Regions from separate parts of the Homo sapiens genome. Here regions 1 and 3 are each linked to region 2. A link is an interaction called in ENCODE POLR2A ChIA-PET data of the cell type or tissue named here. Cell type or tissue: GM12878. All regions are shown on one strand. Region 1 has its middle 180 kb from the start of FGF12-AS1. Region 2 overlaps CCDC50 (coiled-coil domain containing 50). Region 3 overlaps UTS2B (urotensin 2B).

Region 1 (5,000 bases), 700 kb before region 2:
AGTTCAGCTAAGAGCCAGGTCCTTATCACACGCCACAAAAAATTAGCCTTGCAGACCATTTGAAAGGCGAGAATAATGGGATTTACTGGGAAAAAAGGATAAAAGGGAAACAGCGACTCTCCACAAAGCCAGAACCCCTGGTGGTGCGCTTCTCGCCTCGCAGTTTTAAAATCCCGGGTTCTACACAGGAAGAGGAAGGGCCAGGCTCCTCTCTGCTGGAAACGGTACGAACTTCCGTGGCTCCACCCCAGGGCGCACTCCTCCCAGTGCACCGGCGGGTTGCAGTTCTGCCAGGAAGCCCTTCCCACCCGGCTGTCTCATTGTCATTTGCGTATTTTTTCTATTTATGTCAAACTCAGCCTAACAGACTGCGTCTACTTCCTCACTACCTAGCCACTTTTTTCGCCTCAACATTTTTAAGCATTTACTCAGTTCAAAGAGCCACTAGTTCTACCAGATTTGTTATGACAAAAAATGATTCACAGACCCTTTTTCCTTATTTCCTCTTTTCCAGAGACAATCACTTTCAATTACTCTTTATGTACGTACGTTAGTATCTCTAAATAACATGGCTTGTTTTTTTTTTTTTTTTTGAGTCTGAGTTTTGCTCTGTAACCCAGACTGGAGTGCAGTGGTGCCATCTTGGCTCCCTGCAACCTCCATCTCCCAGGTTCAGGCGATTCTCCTGCCTCAGCCTTCTCGGTAGCTGGAATTACAGGCGCCCACCACCATGCCCGGCTAATTTCTGTATTTTAGCAGAGACGGGGATTTCACCATGTTGGCCAGGCTGATCTTGAACTCCTGACCTCAAGTGATCCACCAGCCTTGGCCTCCCAAAGTGTTGGGATTACAGGCGTGAGCCACTGCGCGTGGCCCACTATTTTCTTATTTCCCACTATATATATATATATATATGTATGTGTGTGTGTGTGTGTGTGTGTATGTATGTATATACATATGTGTGTATATGTATGTATATACATATATGTGTGTATATGTATGTGTGTGTGTGTGTGTGTGTGTGTGTGTGTGTGTATATATTTTTTTTTTTTTTTCAGATTTGGCACTATTGACTACCCACTATGACAGATGAGAATTTAGGTTCTTCCCACTCCACATCTCCAAAGATGTGTGCAAACTTCCATCTTATTCTTCCAAAAGATATTTATTATTATTTTGGTTAGAACAATATTCAGTCTTGGAAATTTTTCTTGAGTGAGCCCACTGCTTTTTCCCTCTGCTTTCTTCATCTTTTTGGATTACCTTTTTAAAGATGTTTTCAACTTTATCCTCTGAAAGTTATATTGAGTTTTACTCTTTTCCCTCAAGCTTTAAATTTTATAAGATATCTTTTTGTTTCATGAGTAGTTCTTTTCCATAATACCGAAAGTTGTTTAATGAATGGAATATAATATCTTATTTCTTTGAAAATATTAGTAATACTTTTAAAAAATATCTTTTCATTTGCATAGTCTCAACTTTCTGCAAGTTGTTTTCTTCTGTCTATGGCTTTGGACTCCCTCTTCCATGTTAGTGGCTTTCCATACTTACCTAGTGATCCTGGCTGTCTCTTCATATTTGAGAGTGTTGTGGGCTAAAAGGCTAACTAGAAACTCTGAGTAAGTGGATGAGTCTCACTGACGCATCATTTCACCGTGACAAGATTGGGCTAAGTCATCTGTTAGAGAAGACGTGAAGTCCAAATATTTAGGCTTTTATTTTATTGGAAGTCAGACTTCATAAGAACCTTCTGATCTGTAGTCTGGAGGGTCAAGGCCTAGCTGCTGATATTTTGTGAGTGGGAAAAGAAGGCTGAGAGATCAGCATTTTATATGCATCAATTTCTTTGGTCTCTCTGTTCGCATAAATGATACCAGCCCTAGACCATCCCTATAGTCCAATAGTCCAGAGACCCTCTGCTGTCAACTTGGTTAAGCTGAGAAATATGTTTTCTAGACTCTCTTTTCCTGTATTCTTCTATGTTAGAGTGGCCAAAAAATAAAAAAAAAACTTTAATAAGATTCAGAAGAAAGAAGTGAAGCATCACTCAATACACTGTGAAGCTCTTTTCATGGTCAAATAGGTCAGACACACAATAAGGGTTTGTCAGGTTCCCACTTGTCCTCCCTCTCCTGAACTTCACATTCAGTGTTTCTTGCAAAGTGTTTGCCATGCTGACAACAGGGGCCTCAGGCCCACAGTTAGATGCTTTGCTGAAGATCTATAGGCATAAGAGCTACCTAGAAGCAATAGTACCCCCTAGACCTTTCCGTGAGCTTCCTCTCTGCAGCCCCAATTCACTGTTGGACATGTGTGGCTTCTTGGATTGAATGGGTGGTTATTTCTCTGATTCTCCAGTGTCTTCTACAACTATGTAAATTCTAGTTGCCATGACACACACCTAATTACATAACACTCATAGTCACCCTGCTTCTCTGTCTGAACCTTGATAGATTCTCAGCTTTAATCTCTTCAGAGGATAAACCTGCCATCATCTGCTCAGACGTGTGCTAAAACAGAAGAGGTCTTTGCAAGAAATTTTAGAAAGAGTTGGTTTCCTAGGTGGAACTCATGTGATTAGAAAGGAGATCACTTCTCTAAACACACACACACACACACACACACACACACACACACACACACACACCCCACTCCACTTCACCAAATACTCCCAGAGTTATCTAGTGCTATTGGTTCCTCAAGTCGGTTCCTAGCTTTTCCCATTGCAGTCTTAGGGTATGGCTTTCTCTCTGCTGCTACATCAGTTATCTTTATTCCATCTATGTTCTAGCATTCAAAATTTTTAGTTTATTGATTTCCCTGCTCCTAATCCCCCCATATTTGTAGATTTATGCCTTAAATATTACTTGATATTTCAGTGGGATTTCAGTTTTATTGGGATTTCACCAGGAAGTAAACTCAGAAAAATTTAGTTAATTTACCATATTTCCTGAATCACCCCATTTTCTTTCAAAATTTATGGCCTGGCTACTGGCTGTCAACCCTACTGCTGTTCCTTTTTTATGAATAACCTAATTGTCACATCAAAGGGCCTGCTTTTTGAGTCCTTGTTGTCCTTATTTTTCCTTCAGTATTTGACAATACTGACCTTCCTTCTCCTGTATTTCCTCTTCTCCCTCCTTCTTTCCCTCTCTGTCTCTCCCTCCCTCTCTCCTTTTTTCCTTGTATACTGTCTCTACTATCACTAACATTTCTGGAGTATTCATTTTATGCCAGCTTTTCTGTTAGGCATCACCTTTCCTCTTCAGAGGATGCCAGAAACTTAAACCAAAAGACTGGGTAGCAGAAAAACCTGTAAATTATATTGTGCCTTCATTGATAGCATGTGAATAATTCCTCCCACTCAGTGAGGAAATTACAGGTTGTAAATTACCTCATGCTACCAGGATTTAAAACAGACAGCAAATCAGTCTGCATGACTGCTTCCTTCTAAGGCGGCCTGGCTGTCCATTATTTTAGGGTTTACACTCCTCTGCAGGACATCTGGTTAATAGAATGTGGGCTTTGGCTCTGCTAGACTAAGCACTGAACAGGGACTCCAGTGAGGACATGGGGAAAGGTCCTTTTCCAATACACTGGAGACGAGTGTTCAGTCTGAGGGAGGAGCTGGCCTTCTGCTTTTGTCAGAAATCCTGAAGTGGAAGTCAAATAGAGCAACCGAGAGAGTAACCACCACCTGTTGTCACTGTGGAACTCTTAAGGAGAAAGAACATGGTTTTCTGCAAACAAAAATCCTGGTCCCTTTTTATAGGGCAAATGCAGAGTATTTCCTTCAGATTCATTTTAATTAAAAAAAAAAAAAAAGCTTAGCTAGAGAAGCAAAGAGTATTTCTCAAAAGGGCTTAGAGAAAATGAAAAAGAATTAATTATTGGTGCTTTAAAAGAGAAGAAAGACTGAGAAAATTCAAACAGCAGCAGCAGCCACCATTTTAACTACAAATATCAATGCAGCAGGCTACTCAAAGTTCTCTATGTGGTAGGACAATGAGACTAATTAGTAAGAGGCTAATCTCCTGTTTCATCTTCACTAATTGTTATTTCACTTTTGATCCTCCTTGCTCTGATTTGGGTAATATCCACATAAAGAACCTGAATTTTCCAGAAATAAATAAAAAAATAGATGAAATAATAACCTCTAATAGTTTGGGAAAACAATACTGCTAAGAGAAGATAGGACAATTCTCCATTTCTTTTATAGATGTTTCAGAACTAGAGTTGAATATAGTCATTCCTCATTATTCCTGGATTCCATATTTGCAAAATTGTCTACTTGCTAATATTTATTTGTAACCCCCAAGTCAATATTTGTGCCACTTTCCCAGTCATTTATGGACATGTACAGAACACCAAAATGTCGAGTCACCCCAGGTACAGGTAACTAGCTGAGAGTGAACAAGAGGATACTCTACCTTCTTGTTTCAGCTCTCATACTGTAAACAAGTGTACTTTCTGTGGTCTATTCAGTACCACGTATTTCTCATTTTTGTTCTTTTTCTTCATGTTTTCACTGGCTCCTGAGTGTAGCGCTGAAGTATTGTCTAGTGTTCCTAAGGGCGAGAAGGATGTGATGTACCCTACGAAGAACAAACGTGTTAGATAAGCTTAATTCAAGCATGAGTTATACTGCTGTTAACCATGAGTTCAACATTATTGAATCAGCAATATATACTAAATAAGGTGTCTTCGAACAGAAACAAATATAAAACAAGGTTATGTGTTTATTAACAAAAATGCTGTGACCAGAGGCTCACAAAAACTTAACTCCATATTTTCCCTAGGAGCAATGGTTTAATATTTACTAATTCAGTGTTTGCTGCAACTTTGTAGAACAGAACTACTGGGAATAATGAGAACTGACTACATGTGTATAAATAGAGGGAGGTCAAAAACTAATTTGAAGCCCATAATATCTGTACTACATCAAGCACATTTACCTGTTTTGTATGAGTTTACATTTCGTTCTAAAATTTCTGAGTTCC
Region 2 (5,000 bases):
AAAAAGAGAAAGAACGAGAGCAATGCCTGCTCCTGGCCTCTCCCAAGGACTACTCCCTGGCTCCTGTGCAGGCCCCACTCAAAAGTCTGCTCTCTCTAATGCTGCAAGAACAACCCAGGGACAGACACCTTGTAGTAAGCTGAATAGTGTGCCCTCTCTAAATTCATTTCTATCCAAACCTCAAAATGTGACCTTATTTGGAAACAGTCTTTGCAGATGTAATTAGTTAAGCTGAGGTCATACTGGATTAGGGTGAGTCCTCAATTCAATGACTGATGTCCTTGCAGGAAGACAAGAAGACACAAAGATACAGACAGAGAATAAAGCCATGTGACAATGGAGGCAGAGACTGAAGTGATGCAGATACAAGCCAAGGAATGCCAAAGATTGCCAGGAGTCAGGAGCTAGGAAGAGGCAAGGAAGGATCCTTCCCAAGAGGTAGCGTGACCCTGCCAACACTTCAGATTTTAGACTTCTAGCCTCCAGAACTCTAAGACAATAAATTTCTGTTAAGCCAAGTTTGCAGAGTAATTTGTAACGGCAGTCATAGGAAACTAACTCACATCATATGTGAAATTATCCATTATCTCTCAAGACTTTTACCATTTACATAATCAAGAGGCTATAAATCATGGTCCACAGAGGAAAATGCAGCCCAAATAAGAGGCATTCTGCTTCCCATTCAGAAACCCTTCATTGAGCCCGTGACCTACAGAAAGTTTTTGCTCTAAAGCTGAGCACCCCTTTCTCCATGAGGGAGAGGGGCAGTAACTAAGTTATACCTCATCCTTCTTCTCCTGAATGCGTCGTCTCTCTGCCTCAATAGCCAGCTTCTCCTGAATTTCCTGAGCAATTTCACAGTCTTGTTGTTCACTAAAAAGCAAAGGTGAAAACATGAATAAGGAAAATAAAAAATAATGTATTTCCTAAAAGTAATAAATACAATTTATTGAATACTCACTATATGAGAAGTACATTATTTTTCTCACTTTATCTTCAAGATAAAGATGCAAAGAGGCTGACACGGTCACATTTACAGATGAGAAAACTAAGGTCCAGGGAAGTTGCATCATTTTCTCAAGATCACAACGAAAATATGTGGTAGAACTGGAATCTGATCATCACACCCAACAATGGAAAACTCCACACCTCTTCTATACCACCTATCACTTCACCCCACTGGGGCCTGTTTGACGGTCCTGCCTCTACCACTAATAACCACAAATCATTCTCTGTCATGCCATGTTATAAGCTATAAAAAAGTGTACACTTAGTAACTTCACATTACAGGTCTAATATCATAGTATTCTTATCTATTCAAACCAAAGAAATGAAAATAAACAAAAATCTACTCAGACCAATTGCTATTTATATTTCTTCTTTTCCTTCACTCATTGTAATAATTAAGAATCATACACAAAATCACGGACTTAGTTTTCAAAAGCCTCTGTCTTCATTCAAGCCTCTACCTGAACCTCCCAAATTAATGTAAAATCTGTATAGAATTAATTGACTAATAACTACATTGGATGTGATAATAAGTGGGAAGAAAGTAGAAGCACCGTAGAGAAGGCAAACCCAAATGAAGTGTTAAAGGTCACAAGTGACACAGAAGATGTATCTCCTGGTACAGAAAATAAATAAGTGAAGCTTCATCTGAGTTTAATGATTTCAAACCATATTTCCAAGAAGTACCATCTCTGGTTCAGTCAGCTAATTATACAGACTCCTGGGAAAGCGAAACTGAGAAAGCAGTAGTAAACAAGCGGTAATCCTGACTTACGGCAGCCCGGGTATCCAGACTGAATAAAAGGTTCCAGTTCAATGAAAACTGCAGCATTTCATCCTTCCCAAGATGTACAGCTATTAAAATTGCCAGGGAGTGAACTGAAAGACTTCCCTTCTAGCTTACTTATTTCATCCAGGAACAATTTCAAAACCTTGAAGTCTCAGGCAGAAATATAATACCCGGTTCTTCTCTCCTTTAGGACCTATAAAATATCACTCTCTACTCCTGATTTATATTTGAGTGGTTTGTCTTGATAATTTCTGAAAAAGCTCATTATACTGTTATTAACCTAATTCAGGATTTTAAACATCTGCATCAACCTCAGAACTGGCCTTTCTAACAGAGAATTGTGAATAATGTAAAGGGCAATGAATTTAGAACTCTAGAACATTCTAGCTTTGGTTCTCACCTTAACCTGTGACACTGAGCCTCATAACATCTCAAATATCTCTCCTCCTCTTTACATCTCCATTACCATGACCTTCAATTTAGGCCTCATCATCTCCTTCCTCTCTGTCACCACTGTCCTCATTCAAGCCTCACCATCTCTTAATTTGACCATTGCTCAACAGCTGCCTTCAAATCTTGCCCACTCCAAGCCTTTACCCACCTAGTCTACAGAATAGATCCCAAAATGAAAATCTGAAACTACTTCAAAGGTTCTCCATTCCTTATAATTTAAAATCTACAAAACCTGAAATCTTTAACATAACTTATCGTGACCCTTTTGATCCAGCTTTTGACTACTTTCCTGGCCTCACTTCCTACTTCTGCCTGTAAATACACTCTCCACTCCAGCAACACTGAACTTCTTGCAGCTAACGTGAGATTGATTCCAAGTCCTCTTACCTCCTGCCCTTATGCATGCTGCTCCTTCTGGCTAGAATGGTTTTCCCCATCACTATAAACTTCTAATTAACCTTCAAGTTTCAGATTAAACACATCGTCTTGTGAAGCTTTTCCCAGTCTCTTCTCTCTAAATAGGCCTGAAATTTACATTTCAATTCTCTGTGACTCATGCACGTATCTCTAGATACACAATGCTCAAGGTGTTTTCCTGAGGCCCTTAAAGGCAACAGCTGTCTTATTCATATCTCTGGTCTCCTTTCATGGTGCCAGATTTAGCATGAATCAATAAAAGTGTTTATTTACAAAATAAGGGAAGCTTAACAAAATGATTAATAAAGTCCTCTCTACAAATAATAAACAGAAAGACAAACCCTTCCTATAAGTTAGCAAAAATGACTGGCTTTCCTTTTTACCTGAATATGACACTGAAGTAAATTAAGGGGTTCCTTCCATTTTTCCTTTACCCCTTCCTCCTCAACACAGTATCTGTGGTTAAATCTACCCACATTAAAGATTTAGGATGTAAGAGCCACTCTCAAAGAAGAAATGTATCCTGGGAGCTTTATAACACTGAAACAGAATAAAAGTCACTGTGCCAAAAGAAACCTGAGAAATAATCATTTCCGTTTATCTGTGTGTTAAAGGAGGCTACTAGAGAGAACTTTTGTCAGACACTGAAGTTATGAAAAAAACTGAGTCTACACTTCAGAGCTTTTCAGAACATTCTGCTATGTACTGAAAAGCAAGGAAAGTAAGAGCGGCAAACACAGCTAGAACATAGTAAAGGAACCAATACAACCCATAAAGTTATTTGATGTCCACTATTTCACTGGATCCCCCAAAGAAACTATGAGGCAGAGGGGACAGAGATTATTATCCGCATGTTATGGGTAAGGAAAATAAATTCAGAGAAGTTGACTAACTGGCCCAAGGTCATAACAGCTAAAAAATGTTAAAATTCACACCATCATCAACATGTCCTTAAACCTGGTCAAGTGCTCCAACAAAAACAAAACATTTTCAAATCAAAAAAACTGTTAGACATCCAGGGTAAGATTTGTAATCTAACAGTAGAAGGAATCAGAGGAACAGAAGTAGTCTCCTTCTCCCCTGCCCTGGTTGCTAGCTCCACAGAGAAAACCAGTCTTGCATCACCCCTCCCACCTCCCAAATCCTCACAGGTCTTTGTAGCGCTTCTGGAGCTGGGCCTGCGCTTTCAGATCTTCCTCTTGGAGCTGCTTAGCCACCTGGAGATCATGCTGGACCAAACGGTTCCGCTGAACGTTCGATGCCAAATGATGCTCAACTGGAACAAAAAGATTGAGGACAGGAATGAATAATGTCTTGGTTTGTTAGTAATAAATGCCATAATAATCTTAAGAGCTTTACCATAACAACAGCTTTGCATCCATCACTTCATTTTATTGTCTCAACAACAATATATAATAAAGAGCAAGGAATTATTATCCCCACTTTTCCATTAAGTAAAAAGAGGATCAAAAAGATTAAATAATTTGCCTTTGGTCACACGGCAACAAAGTGGCAGTGCCAGGACATCTACACAAATATTCTAAAGCCAGGGCCAATGCTCTTTCTACTACTACATGTTGTCACTCTATTTATTAACCGCATTTTTCAAAATGTCAATTTTATATTGATATGTGAATTCACAAATCATATATTCACAAGTATGTACTTTAATATAACATGCATAGCTTAGATTTACTTTTCATCACCACATGGAAAAAAAGATTCAGAAAAATTCACAATGTGATCTCATTTATACCACAGTTGCCTGGGAAAACTGTTCAAGTCCCTATCCTAGGAGCAAGAATAGATTCCTTCTACGCACCCCAGATAAATCTACAACCATTGTGTCCCTCCTACAACAAGAGGCTAGGAAAAAGGTTCAAACCTCTCTTTTTCCTCCTACAGACGCAGCAGTCTACTAATTCCTGGCAGCCTATCTTACTTAACATGCCCGAAACTTCACTGATCACCCAGGCATCATTTGCCTAAAGAAATCCTTCAGGATGTATGGATGGTGAAGCCAAGTGACTGTGCTCTCTCCCCACCTAAGCCCTAAGAAACCAGCCTCAAGCTACCACTAAAAAAAGAAAACTGAAGGAGCATAAATGAGAGGTATTACTCACTCTCTTGTTCCTGCAGGCTGTGAGCCAGGGTGTGGTCCTCCAGGACAGCAAAATCTCGGCATACTAGAGTAGATGGAGGAAAAACAGACAGGAAGGCTCATTAGTAATACTTTAACATACAAAGGAAAGGATTTTTTTTTTTTACTTTAAAAAAAATCAATTCTAATATTTCAGAATGACACACTTTATAATTCTCAATGCATAAAATA
Region 3 (5,000 bases), 90 kb after region 2:
TCTTCTAGGAGCTCTAGGCACATGATCTGAATCCCAAGCTGTTGCAGATGCGAGTTTTAGCACTTATTTTGCCATTTAATAAAATAACTCTTAATTTTTCAAACCTATGATATCAGTTTCCTTGTCTGCCATTAATGAGTTGCTGATACTGTGTCAGATTTTAGGTATGTTTTACAGCAGCACCCTCACTTCACGTTATCAAACTGTATATTGGGATATGCTTAGCAAGCTGATAAAATAGCCTTTAAATCTCAGTGATGCAACTTTCTATAATTTTGACCGAGTTTACATGAGGTCTTACATATGTTGACCATTTTTCCTTCACTTCATGCATACACTATGTGGAACACGTGGTCTCCAATGTACCTATAGTAGGATAGGAAAGAGATGAAGCAGGTAAATATGCTTTTAACTGCCAGAGCTATGCACATGATCCCAATTTAACTTAATGGGGATGTGGGATCCCTAGGAAATACAGAGAAGTCTTAGGAATAGCTGAAGAGTTGTATTCCTACCACATATTTTGGGTTTGTTATGCCATATTTAATAAATCTTCCAGGAGTAAATTGAGTAGAAGATTAGATGTATGAATCTGAAGTTAGTGAATATGAATCTTATATCTTCAGTCAGCCCAGATTAGAGATATACATTTGGCAGTTATCAGCATTATAAATATTGTTTGGCATTGTGACGAGAGCATCTAAGGAGTGACTCCAAATATAAGGAAAAGATACCTAAAAACTGAGACTCAGATCATTCCAAGGGAAGAAACTGAGCAGATGAGGCAGAGTCAACAAAAGAGGCTGAGTAGGAGTAGGTACAAAGAAGGAGGCAAGAAAGCAACACCCACAAGTCAAGTAAAAAAACTGTTTCTGGGAAAAAGGAGTTTAAGTCTATCCAAAGCTATTGTTACCAAAACACCAGGGGTTCAGTCTAGGTCCTACAGCTCACTGCACAGAAAGCTGATCACTGAGACAAGTATTGCCAAGGAAGAAGGCTTTAATTGGGTGCTGCAGCTGAGGAGATGGAAGCTCAGTCTCAAATCCATCTCTCTAACTCACTAAAACTAGGGTTAATATAGCAGGGAAGAAATGTAACTACGTGTGAGAAAGGCAAGGAAGCAATCATAATGAATGAGTGGTCCAATATCTCATTGTCTGGATGGGGTGATCTGGTGAGTTTCAGTTCTTTGATACCTCTTTTTTTTTTTTTTTTTTTTTTTTTTGAGAGAGTCTCACTCTGTCACCAGGCTGGAGTGCAGTGGTGTGATCTCTGCTCACTGCAACCTCTGCCTCCCGTGTTCAAGCGATTCTTCTGCCTCAGCCACCCAAGTAGCTGGGACTACAGGCATGTGGCCACCACCCTCAGCTAATTTTTGTATTTTTAGTAGAGACAGGATTTCACCATGTTGGTCAGAATGGTCTCGATCTCCTGACCTCATGTCTGCCAGCCTCGTCCTCCCAAAGTGCTGGGATTACAGGCATGAGCCACCACAACTGGCCCTTTGACAGTTTTTTTTGGGAGGCCTAAAGGTCATTTCCTGAGGAAGAAACTCACCTAAAACAAATACAAGCTTTAAGCTTTAACAGCAGAAGGGTCAATTTCTGATTATCCAAAAACAACTCTCTATGGGTCTATGGGGCTGATTTCACTATGATAGATCCAGTAAAATGAGGACTGAGAACTTCCAGTTGAATTCAGCAGAGGAAAGGTCATTAATGGCCTTGCCAAGGATTGTTTGGTGAACTTTTTGTTAAAGAAAACATGACTATAGAACTGGAACCACTGACAATAGAAAATTCTCTTAAAGAATTTTGTGCTAAGGAATAGAAAAAAAATTGGTATATCAGCTAGAATGATTTGAAAGCATAAAAAAAAAACCTTTTTTGTTTATTTTTAAGAAAGTAGATATTACAACATGTTTGTAGGTCAGGTACCAGTGGCTCACACCTGCAATCCCACTACTTTGGGAGGCCAAGGCAGGAGAATCACTTGTGCCCAATCGTCTGAGACCAGCCTGGCCAATATAGGGAGGCTGTGTCTCTACAACAAATTTAAAAAATTAGCCTGGTGTGGTGACCCATGCTAGTAGTCCCAAGTACTCATGAGATTGAGACTGGAGGGTCCCTTGAGCCAAGGAGTTCGAGGTTGCAGTGAGCTATGGTTGTGCCACTGCACTCCAGCTTCGGTGACAAAGCTGAACATAATCCACGTTATACATGAAGTGCAGTGCTGTTGCCATAACTAGAGACTAACCACTGTGAATAACAATATATGAGGATGAAATAGACCCAGAAATCCAGCTTAAGACAGTAAAAACTTACGCTTACTGTGAAATATTGTACCTTTCTTTAATCTTTTAATATATTGTTGATAGACATCTGCTACAAATATAGCTGTCCAACTCCTAGCATCATGCTAAAAACGGAGAATACAAGAGTTAACAAGACAGCCATTAAGTGACACCAGAAAGCTGGTTGGGGTTTTACTTTATGTAAATGATGAATGGTGTACGCTATAAACATTGGGGAATTGGCTCTGCCACCAGTATGACTCATGACAGTTCCCTTTGACCACATCCAAAAAATTCTCCAAACTATATTCCATTGTATATTTAATTGAGCTGTTCATGTGGTATAAGTCTTGGCTAAGTGTAAGTTTATATTCTTCTGCCAGACTCAGATATTCAAAGACATCTGAAAAGACAGAGAGGTCAGTGATGATAACTTTCCAAAGCATACTATAAAAAGAAGATTGGCCAGGCATGGTGGCATGCACCTGTAGTCCCAGCTACTCAGGAGGCTGAGGTTAGAGAATCACTTGAAGCTGTAGCACTCTATGATCATGCCTGTGAATAGCCACTGTGGTCCAGGCTGGGGAATATAGTGAGAAGCCTCATCTTTTAAAAAGAAAAAAAAAAAAAACCTGAAAAAAAAGAAGAAGGTGAGATTAGTGGGTGAAGCGCCTCACTTCAATGTCTGAAAATAGACTTCTGCTTTCGCAGGGTTTGAATGTGGCTTCTAAGGGAAACTGTGGCTCTTGAAGAAATGAAAAATAGGCTCTGAGTGATATCATAAAACTCTGTTTATATGTGGTGATAAGCACAGGGGCTACGGTGTATTTGGGGAGGAAAACCTGGGCAAGCACATAGAAATTTATCATTCATTTCAATGAGGGATTATATGTTTTTCAACTCTTTTTCACTGTAAATACCACTGATCAACAATGAATCAAAGGCCCTTCTCCCAAGGGGCTTAGTTTTATAAGCTAGTTAAATAAAAGGAAATTAGAGAAACTGATAATTAGCTAGATGCAACTACTGTAAGTCAGGTGATTGGTAACAACCTACAGAAGATTTAAAATGATTCATTTATATATTTGAAGATTGAAATGCTAATATATTTGGTTTGATTTCTCTGAAGAATCATTTTATGATCAGAATGGGAGGACTAAATGTGATGACAAATGAAGTTATTTAAATATCATTTTGTGGTCTGCAAAGTGACCTTTAAACTGTCTTCCTTCCTCTTCACTCAACAGATAGATTCTCATTAGCACTGCTTTTTTACTTATGTGACTTTCTTTTTGGTATATCAGTTACCTCAAGTGTAAAATAGAGGGATGAATCTCATAGGGCAGTCTATTGAATTCTCTAGACTGTATTATATGTATTATAATTTATAACAGTGTTGTCCAATAGAATTTTCTGTGATGGGAACATTCTCTAGTTTGTACTGTCCATTGTGGTAGTCACTGGCTACAAGTGCTATTGAGCAGTTGAAATGTGACTAGTATGATGGAGATGCTGAATTTTTAATTTAATTGTGATTAACTTAAAGATCCACATGAGGCTAGTAGCTACAATATTGACTGTCCCTTTTAAAAACTTAACTCTCGCATTCAGGCACACATAAGCTATTGATTCAAGAGCAAGTTTTATCAAATATACTTCTAATAAAAAATGTATTTTGTTTTCTTCTTTAGCTTGCTTTTGGAAATACTGTGTTTAAAGCTTTTTCTCTGGATGCAAAAAAAGATAAGAATATCAGGAAAATATATGTATCTACTCACTCTGCTGTAGGCAGACCCCCTGAAACTATTGCTGTGGAATAAAAGATGAAATGCTCCTGATTATTGTAAATACAAAATTGCATGCGGGATTGTGTAAAGACAATGCCAGGTTGGACTGCCAGAATGAGCCAACAGCACTTGCTTCCCCCTGTAGAGAGCCTATGAATGGACGTGCAGTCAGGGAGGTTTCATATCACCAAGATTCCTATCCCAGAAAAGCAGATGTTCATAGCTCTGGGAATGGAATGCGCCCCTCGTGGAGAGCCTATAAACGGATGCATGGAAGGCGCCTGTCCATATGGATAAGATAGGGTTGTAAACGTCCTCATCTTGCCATGGCTCTTCTAGGCCTCTTTAGGGTTAAGGCATATTTCCTTCTGAGAATTTCTGGTCTAAGCGGTTGTCTAGCTTCATGTCCTGTTTCCATGGATTGTTTGTAACCAGCTTTTGTTACAATTGTTACTGCTGATTAATATCTTGCTAATCATAGGTTATGGAAAGATTGTGTTTCTGTTTTAAGGCTCTGTTAGAAATTACACACACAGTATATTGTAAATTCTTATCTCTGTATACTGTACTTCTACATACAAATGTACTGTACTTCTACATACAAATGTTATGTTAAAGAATTACTTCATCCCCATGTGACCATCTCACCTCATAATCAAATGACCCTAAATCCCTCATTAACCTACCCCTGCCCTTGCTAAACTTAATAATAAATGCTGGTATATCCAGTGCATTGTTGGCACCATGGGACCAGAAGGTGGTGACCCCCCTGGACCCAGCTTTCACTATCTTGTGTGTGTCTGTTATTTCTCAACCTGCTGATCCGCCTGGGAACAAAGAGCCCCGTTGCATTGCGGGCTACTGGCCAGATCCCGCAATACTCTGCTATTTAAAATTGTAGCTGTTTCAATCATAAAGAA

Evidence for each region. ChIA-PET counts read pairs that join two places held together with the same protein. Peaks named below come from ENCODE experiments on the same cell type or tissue, not always from the same donor. Only the 100,000 strongest peaks of a DNase experiment are listed, where the experiment ranks them.
Region 1: POLR2A ChIA-PET joins it to region 2 with 5 read pairs; 1 of 35 experiments calls an interaction of 5 or more read pairs at or near these places.
Region 3: POLR2A ChIA-PET joins it to region 2 with 6 read pairs; 2 of 35 experiments call an interaction of 5 or more read pairs at or near these places.

What each region holds. Positions count from the first base shown.
Region 1 is chr3:192,059,021-192,064,020 of GRCh38, reverse strand. No RefSeq gene overlaps it. Among named protein-coding and RNA genes, the nearest start is that of FGF12-AS1, 180 kb to the left of the region's middle. In GM12878, no CTCF peak of the experiment used is centred here; a DNase peak (open chromatin) is centred at 320; H3K27ac peaks cover 240 bases.
Region 2 is chr3:191,356,942-191,361,941 of GRCh38, reverse strand. It overlaps CCDC50 (coiled-coil domain containing 50), which reads right to left. Exons shown (of 12, transcript NM_178335.3): 2 at 4,792-4,854; 3 at 3,818-3,944; 4 at 783-873. Among named protein-coding and RNA genes, the nearest start is that of UTS2B, 29 kb to the right of the region's middle. In GM12878, no CTCF peak of the experiment used is centred here; no DNase peak of the experiment used is centred here; H3K27ac peaks cover 770 bases.
Region 3 is chr3:191,267,426-191,272,425 of GRCh38, reverse strand. It overlaps UTS2B (urotensin 2B), which reads left to right. Exons shown (of 9, transcript NM_198152.5): 9 at 3,985-5,000. The coding sequence ends at 4,010. Among named protein-coding and RNA genes, the nearest start is that of OSTN-AS1, 35 kb to the right of the region's middle. RefSeq lists an enhancer at 3,034-3,143. In GM12878, no CTCF peak of the experiment used is centred here; DNase peaks (open chromatin) are centred at 2,496 and 2,955; H3K27ac peaks cover 1,334 bases.